Linked DNA regions of Homo sapiens: region 2 is linked to region 1. The links are chromatin loops, found by intact Hi-C in ENCODE. Cell type or tissue: K562. All regions are shown on one strand. Links, peaks and the distances in the headings refer to the core of each region. The heading gives the core; the rest is flanking DNA. Region 1 has its middle 9.4 kb from the start of SST. Region 2 has its middle 26 kb from the start of RPL39L.

What was found. Hi-C counts contacts between places; a loop is a spot of excess contacts. Peaks named below come from ENCODE experiments on the same cell type or tissue, not always from the same donor. Only the 100,000 strongest peaks of a DNase experiment are listed, where the experiment ranks them.
Region 2: it touches region 1 in a loop (18-fold over the local background); 13 of 110 quality-filtered maps call a loop at or near these places.

What each region holds. Positions count from the first base shown.
Region 1 is chr3:187,678,317-187,681,231 of GRCh38, forward strand. No RefSeq gene overlaps it. Among named protein-coding and RNA genes, the nearest start is that of SST, 9.4 kb to the left of the region's middle. In K562, for the core only: CTCF peaks have their summits at 763 (motif pointing left) and 1,492 (motif pointing left); DNase peaks (open chromatin) are centred at 735 and 1,455.
Region 2 is chr3:187,111,969-187,114,883 of GRCh38, forward strand. No RefSeq gene overlaps it. Among named protein-coding and RNA genes, the nearest start is that of RPL39L, 26 kb to the right of the region's middle. In K562, for the core only: a CTCF peak has its summit at 1,431 (motif pointing right); no DNase peak of the experiment used is centred there.

The sequences.
Region 1 (2,915 bases), core at 127-2,626:
GAAAAACCAAAGCCAAGAGAAGGAAAAGGGCCCTCTCGAGGCCACATAACTAGTTTCAGAGTCAGAACCTCTGTTTTTTGTTTGTTTGTTTTTGTTTTTGTTTTGTTTTTGTTTTTGTTTTTGAGATGGAGTCTTGCTCTGTCACCCAGGCTGGAGTGCAGTGGTGTAATCTTGGCTCACTGCAACCTCTGCCTCCAGGGTTCAAGCGATTCTCCTGCCTCAGCCTCCCAAGTAGCTGGGACTACAGGGGAGCGCCATCACGCCCAGCTAATTTTTGTATTTTTAGTAGAGACGGGATTTCACCACATTCACCAGGATGGTCTCAATCTCTTGACCTTGTGATCCACACGCCTCGGTCTCCCAAATTGCTGTGAGCCACAGCGCCCAGCCGAACCTCTGATTTTTAATTCTATCTTCTCTCCTTGACACAAGTACACTGTGAGGTTCCTTGAATCTCTCTGACCAAGTGGTTGAAATACTCTTGCAAGATTGGCAATTCTTGTCCTGTTCTCTATGTATCCGGCAGTCAGCCAAATCCCATTCCCTGATAAGGGTATTAATCTACAGAGAAAGCTCTGGGGGTTCGTGTGCAGAGATTTGGAGATCCCCAGGTTGGACCTTCATGCTTTGTGTCTTTATCCTTCTGGCTGTGCATTTCCTAATCTTACAAAACAACCAGACCTGTCCTTTATCGCATGCTTCTGGGATGCTTCCGCCCACCAGAGAGAATGCTGTTGTTAAGCTGAGTTCTCCTGCCCTCTGCTGGCTTGACTGATAGAAGGCGCCATCTAAAATTTTAGGGCAGGATTTCATTCATTCTTTTATTTACTCCACCAACTTTCTAAGAGTGTTCACTATTAAAAAGGGTGCTCACTATGCACTATGTTATTGGTGCTGCAGTTGCAGAGAAGCATGCAAAATAAACTCTTCCTTCAAACATTCAATTATTAAACACTTTGTGCCAGTGTCTGGGCTGGGCATTCAGAGACTTGGCTTCAAAAAGAAGTCAAGATTTGGTAGCTTTTATAGATTTTTGTTCTGAGTCATAAAATCAAAGAATCAGCACTAACAGGGACTACAGATACCTTCTAATCCAGTGTATTCATTATAGCTCCTCTAATTAGGTCTAGAGTTCTCTGCACACAGTCCTTGGAGACTGTCAACATGGGGAGGACACCTGTCACAGGGATATTATTTCATTGATTAGGATTCTGCATAAAATCTCACAGAAACAAAGGGTTTCGAGGGGAAACAATGTTCGAAAACTGCAGATTTAATACAAACCCTCCTTTTGCATGTAATCCGAAAGCTTCCCAGCCTCACAAACCTGTACTTACAATCGATGTCACATTTTTAACTGATCTCACTGTTTACTGGCCTAATCCCTTTTTTTTTTTTCACCCATATCTCACTTTCTTTGCAAGGTCACCTTCTGGCCATGAGGCGGGGAGAGCTCCAAAGGAGGTTTTGCATGAGTTGAGCGCTCCCTCTTGTGGCTGTCCAGGATATTGCTTCTGTGCCTGGCCAGAGCTCCCTTGGTCCCAGGTCAATCCCAATGTTATGCCCAGAACTGAGGACGATTCCCTGATCCACAGCCCTCTTCATGCTGCTGTAAAGTGCCAGGGTGGAGTCTCATACACCGGTGGCTTTCAAACTTTTTGATGGGAACTTATGTGGGAAAGACATTTTACATCATGACCCAGTGCACTCATGCATGCCCACACATACATTTCTCAAAACAATATTTACCTTTATTTCTTACAATAAACTATGCTATTCCAATTATTTTCTATTTTGTTTATTTTTCTGTTTAATGCAGGTTGTAACTTGGTCATTAAGTGTGTGATCCACTCCTGAGTCACCAACATGAGTTTGGAATGCACTGCCTTGAGCCATGACCCACCTGCATGCACTCGGCTGGCACTTGGACCTTCTAGGCTGCCATTCTCTCCATGGCTACTCATTCCTAAAGAGTCACATGACAACAGTCCTTGCTGCCCTGGGATGCTGGAACTCCCCTCTTCTCTTATTTCTCTCCTCTGCCTTCCATCTTTTTAGAGGGTCTCACCGCAGAGCTGCTTAGGTCCCTGGTTGTTAAGACAGTGGTGTTTACCAAGAGCAGTGGGCTGAATGGTGGCCCACAAAAGACATGTCCACATTTTAACTCCAGGAACCTGTGAATGCAACTTTATTTAGGAAGAAAACAAAAGGATCTGTGCAGATATAAGTAAGTTGAGGATCTTCAGATAAGAGCATCCTGGATTATCCAGGTAGATCCTAAATCCAAAGATAAGGATACTTACAAGAGACAGAAGAGAAGACACAGACACAGAGACGAAGGCCACGTGAAGTCAGACACAGAGTGAAGGGACACAACCACAAGCCAAGGAATGCCTGGAGCCACCAGGAGCAAGAAGACACAAGGAATAATTCTACCCTATAGGGTAAGATTGGAAAGAGTGTGGCCTTGCTGACACCTCGATTTCAGATTTCTGTCCCCCAGAACTGCAAGAGAATACATTTGCCTTGTTTTAAGCTACTCGTTTGTGGCAATTTATTACAGCAGCCACAGGAAACACATATAGCCACACCTATCATTTCCCCAAGCTCCAAGGGGATCAGACAGAGCTGGATTTGAGTCTGTTCCACACCATACCCGGGACCACTGCTCCTTTCCAAACCCCAAGCTTTTACATAGAGTCGGGCCCATTCTACCAAACACCTTCTTCTTAAATATTAGATTAGACTAAGAAACTCTAGAGTCTGCTCTTGTGATGTTGCTCCTATTGCAAGACCCCACTTCACCACCCTCCCTTCTGGAAGACATGCTTCGGTCAGCTAAACCCCAACTGTGGACACGTTGGAATTTTTTCTCCCAAAGTTTCCTCAGATGTTATGCACATCAGTTTTTAAGG
Region 2 (2,915 bases), core at 133-2,632, 570 kb before region 1:
TTTCATGGTTACATTTTCTTTCCCCGCCCCCTGCATTTTTTTTTTTTTTTTGAGAGAGAGTTTCCCTCTTGTTGCCCAGGCTGGAGTGCAATGACGTGATCTCAGCTCAACACAACCTCCGCCTCTGTGGTTCAAGCGATTCTCCTGCCTCAGCCTCCCGAGTAGCTGGGATTACAGGCATGTGCCACCATGCCCAGCTAATTTTGTATTTTTAGTAGAGACAGGGTTTCTCCATGTTGGTCAGGCTGGTTTCGAACTCCTGACCTCAGATGATCCACCTGCCTCAGCCTCCCAAAGTGCTAGGATTACAGGTGTGAGCTATTGCACCTGGCCTCTTTCCTTTTCTTTAACCACCCCCCTACCCTGGAGTTAATGATTACATTTTTTTGTTTGCTTAGTATTCTTTTGTAATATCACCAGTTTATCCCCAAATTCTGACACAGCTGTCAAACTTTTGTTGGTACAATTATTTATAAATATTAAATATTCTATAAGCTTCTTTTTAATCCTTCCTTCCTTTCTCTTTCTCTTTTCTCTTCTCTTTTCTTCTTCCTTCCTTCCTTCCTTCCTTCCTTCCTTCCTTCCTCTCTCTCTCTCTCTTTCTTTCGAGACAGAATCTCACTCTGTCGCACAGGCTGGAGTGCAGTGGCATGGTCTTGGCTCACTGTAACCTCTGCCTCCCTACCTCAAGCAATTCTCCCACCTCCGCCTCCTAAGTCGCTGGGACTACAGGTGTGTGCCACCACACCTGGCTAATTTTTGTATTTTCAGTAGAGACAGGGTTTTGTCACATTGGCCGGGCTGGTCTTGAACTCCTGACCTCAAGCGATCCGCCCGCTTTGGCCTCCCAAAGTGCTGGGATTACAGGCATGAGCCACCACGCCTGGCCTATAAGCTTCATTTTGGAGGGGAGTCTCTGGGGGCGCTGTCTCTCCTGAACTGGTGATCTCTAACCCTACATTAAACAAGTGTTCTCCTAGAACTTCATTTCATCATCATCTTAGGAATTTCCTTTGCTCCTCTGTGAATCTTGTTCCTTTTTCCCTCACACTGCTTCTTTCTTAGTTTACATCTCCTTGCTTTTGTGGGACATACCAGAACGTGGTTTTTAGAGAGAGAGGGCACATGGGAGGAGGCAGCAGGGTGAAGGTGGGAATGGATGGCTCAGAGGAAACATGCCATATAAGGAAATGTGAAGTTATCACCTGACAGTAATGCAAGGACACCGTGTTGTGTGCTCTTGGAGGTTCTTCCTTCAGAGACAATAAATTTCAACTATACTGGATTTGAAAGGTAAAGCCTTTAAGATAGAGCTTTATATTTTTTGGTGTGCATAACAGGCTTGGATATCTCCTGGAAGACACACTATTCCTCCCCCAAGTACCAAAACACAATCATTAAAGAAGCTGTACTTCACCACATTGACAGAAGAGGGCACCATTAAATGAAGAATCTTGTAAATTAGCCCACATCCACAAAAAGAATTACAAAAAATGGAATAAATCTATGCAAAGCTTCTTAAAGAAAGAGACTCAACACACCTCAAGTGATAAAAATTTTCCACCACTCCAAGGGAGGTAAATACAAAAATGACCATGAAGCAGAGGAAAACTGCAATGCTACACTCCAGACTCAAATAACCTCAAACAAGTATAGACATGTGAAAAGCTATACATATATATACATATATGTGTATATATGTATATATATGTATATATGTGTGTATATATGTATATATTTGAACCTCCCAGGTTCAAACATAAATTTTAGAACTATATTTATTTTTTGAACCTCCCAGGTTCAAGAGATTCTCCTGCCTTAGCCTCCCAAGTAGCTGGGATTACAGGTGGGCGCCATCACACCCAGGGAATTTTTGTATTTTTAGTAGAGACGGGGTTTCACCATGTTGTCCAGACTGGTCTCAAACTCCTAACCTCAAGTGATCCACCTGTCTTGGCCTCCCAGAGTGCTGGGATTACAGGCATGAGCCACTGCGCCTGGCCTGAAAAACTATCTTTAATCAGAAATTAAAATATAAATGGATTTAGAAAAAAATGGGAAGTAATGAACAGTGTGTTGATTGAACTCAGAAAGAAAATAAAAGAAAAAGAAAAATAATCTTAGGATTGAAACATAAATTTTAAGAGGGTACTTATATTGGTTTCCTAGGGCTATCTTAACAGATTACTATAAACTGAGAGCTTGAAACAATAGGAATTTATTTTCCCACAGTTCTGGAGGCCAGAGGTCTCAAATCAAGGGGCTGGCAGGGCTTGTTTCTTCCCGAGGCTCTGAGGGAAGGGTCTGCTCTATCTCTCCTTCATAGCTTCTGGGGGCTGCCAGCAATCCTTGTTGTTCTTTGGTTTATAGATGCGTCACTCTAATCTCCACCTTCCTTCCCACATTACCATCGTTTCTATGTGTCTTCTCTCCTTCTATTCTAAGGATACTTGGAATTGGAATTAGGGCTCAACCAGAAAACCTAGGATGATTTTATCTTGAGATACTTAATTACACCTGCAAAGACCCTTTTTCCAAATAAGATCATATTCCCAGGTTCTGAGTAGACATTTTTGGGGTGTGGGGGTGGGCGTGGTCATCATCACCTCGCTATAGCACCCAAAGGAGAATGTACTCAGATGGAAATTTAATATGGGCACTGAACAAAGGCAAACAAGCAAGAAAATGAAATGAAATAAAGAAGTGAAATGGGTCAGGAAGAAAGTGATTGACAGGGAAGACAGTCCAAAGCAACACTGGTATAACTGGAGTACATGAAGAAGAAATAGCAAACAATGTAACTATCATTTAAAACTATAATTGAACTGTTGAACTGGGTGACAGGGTGAGACCCTGTCCCTAAAAAAACAAAAACAGAACTGTAATAGAAGAAGAAAGCTTTCCAGGAGTAAATA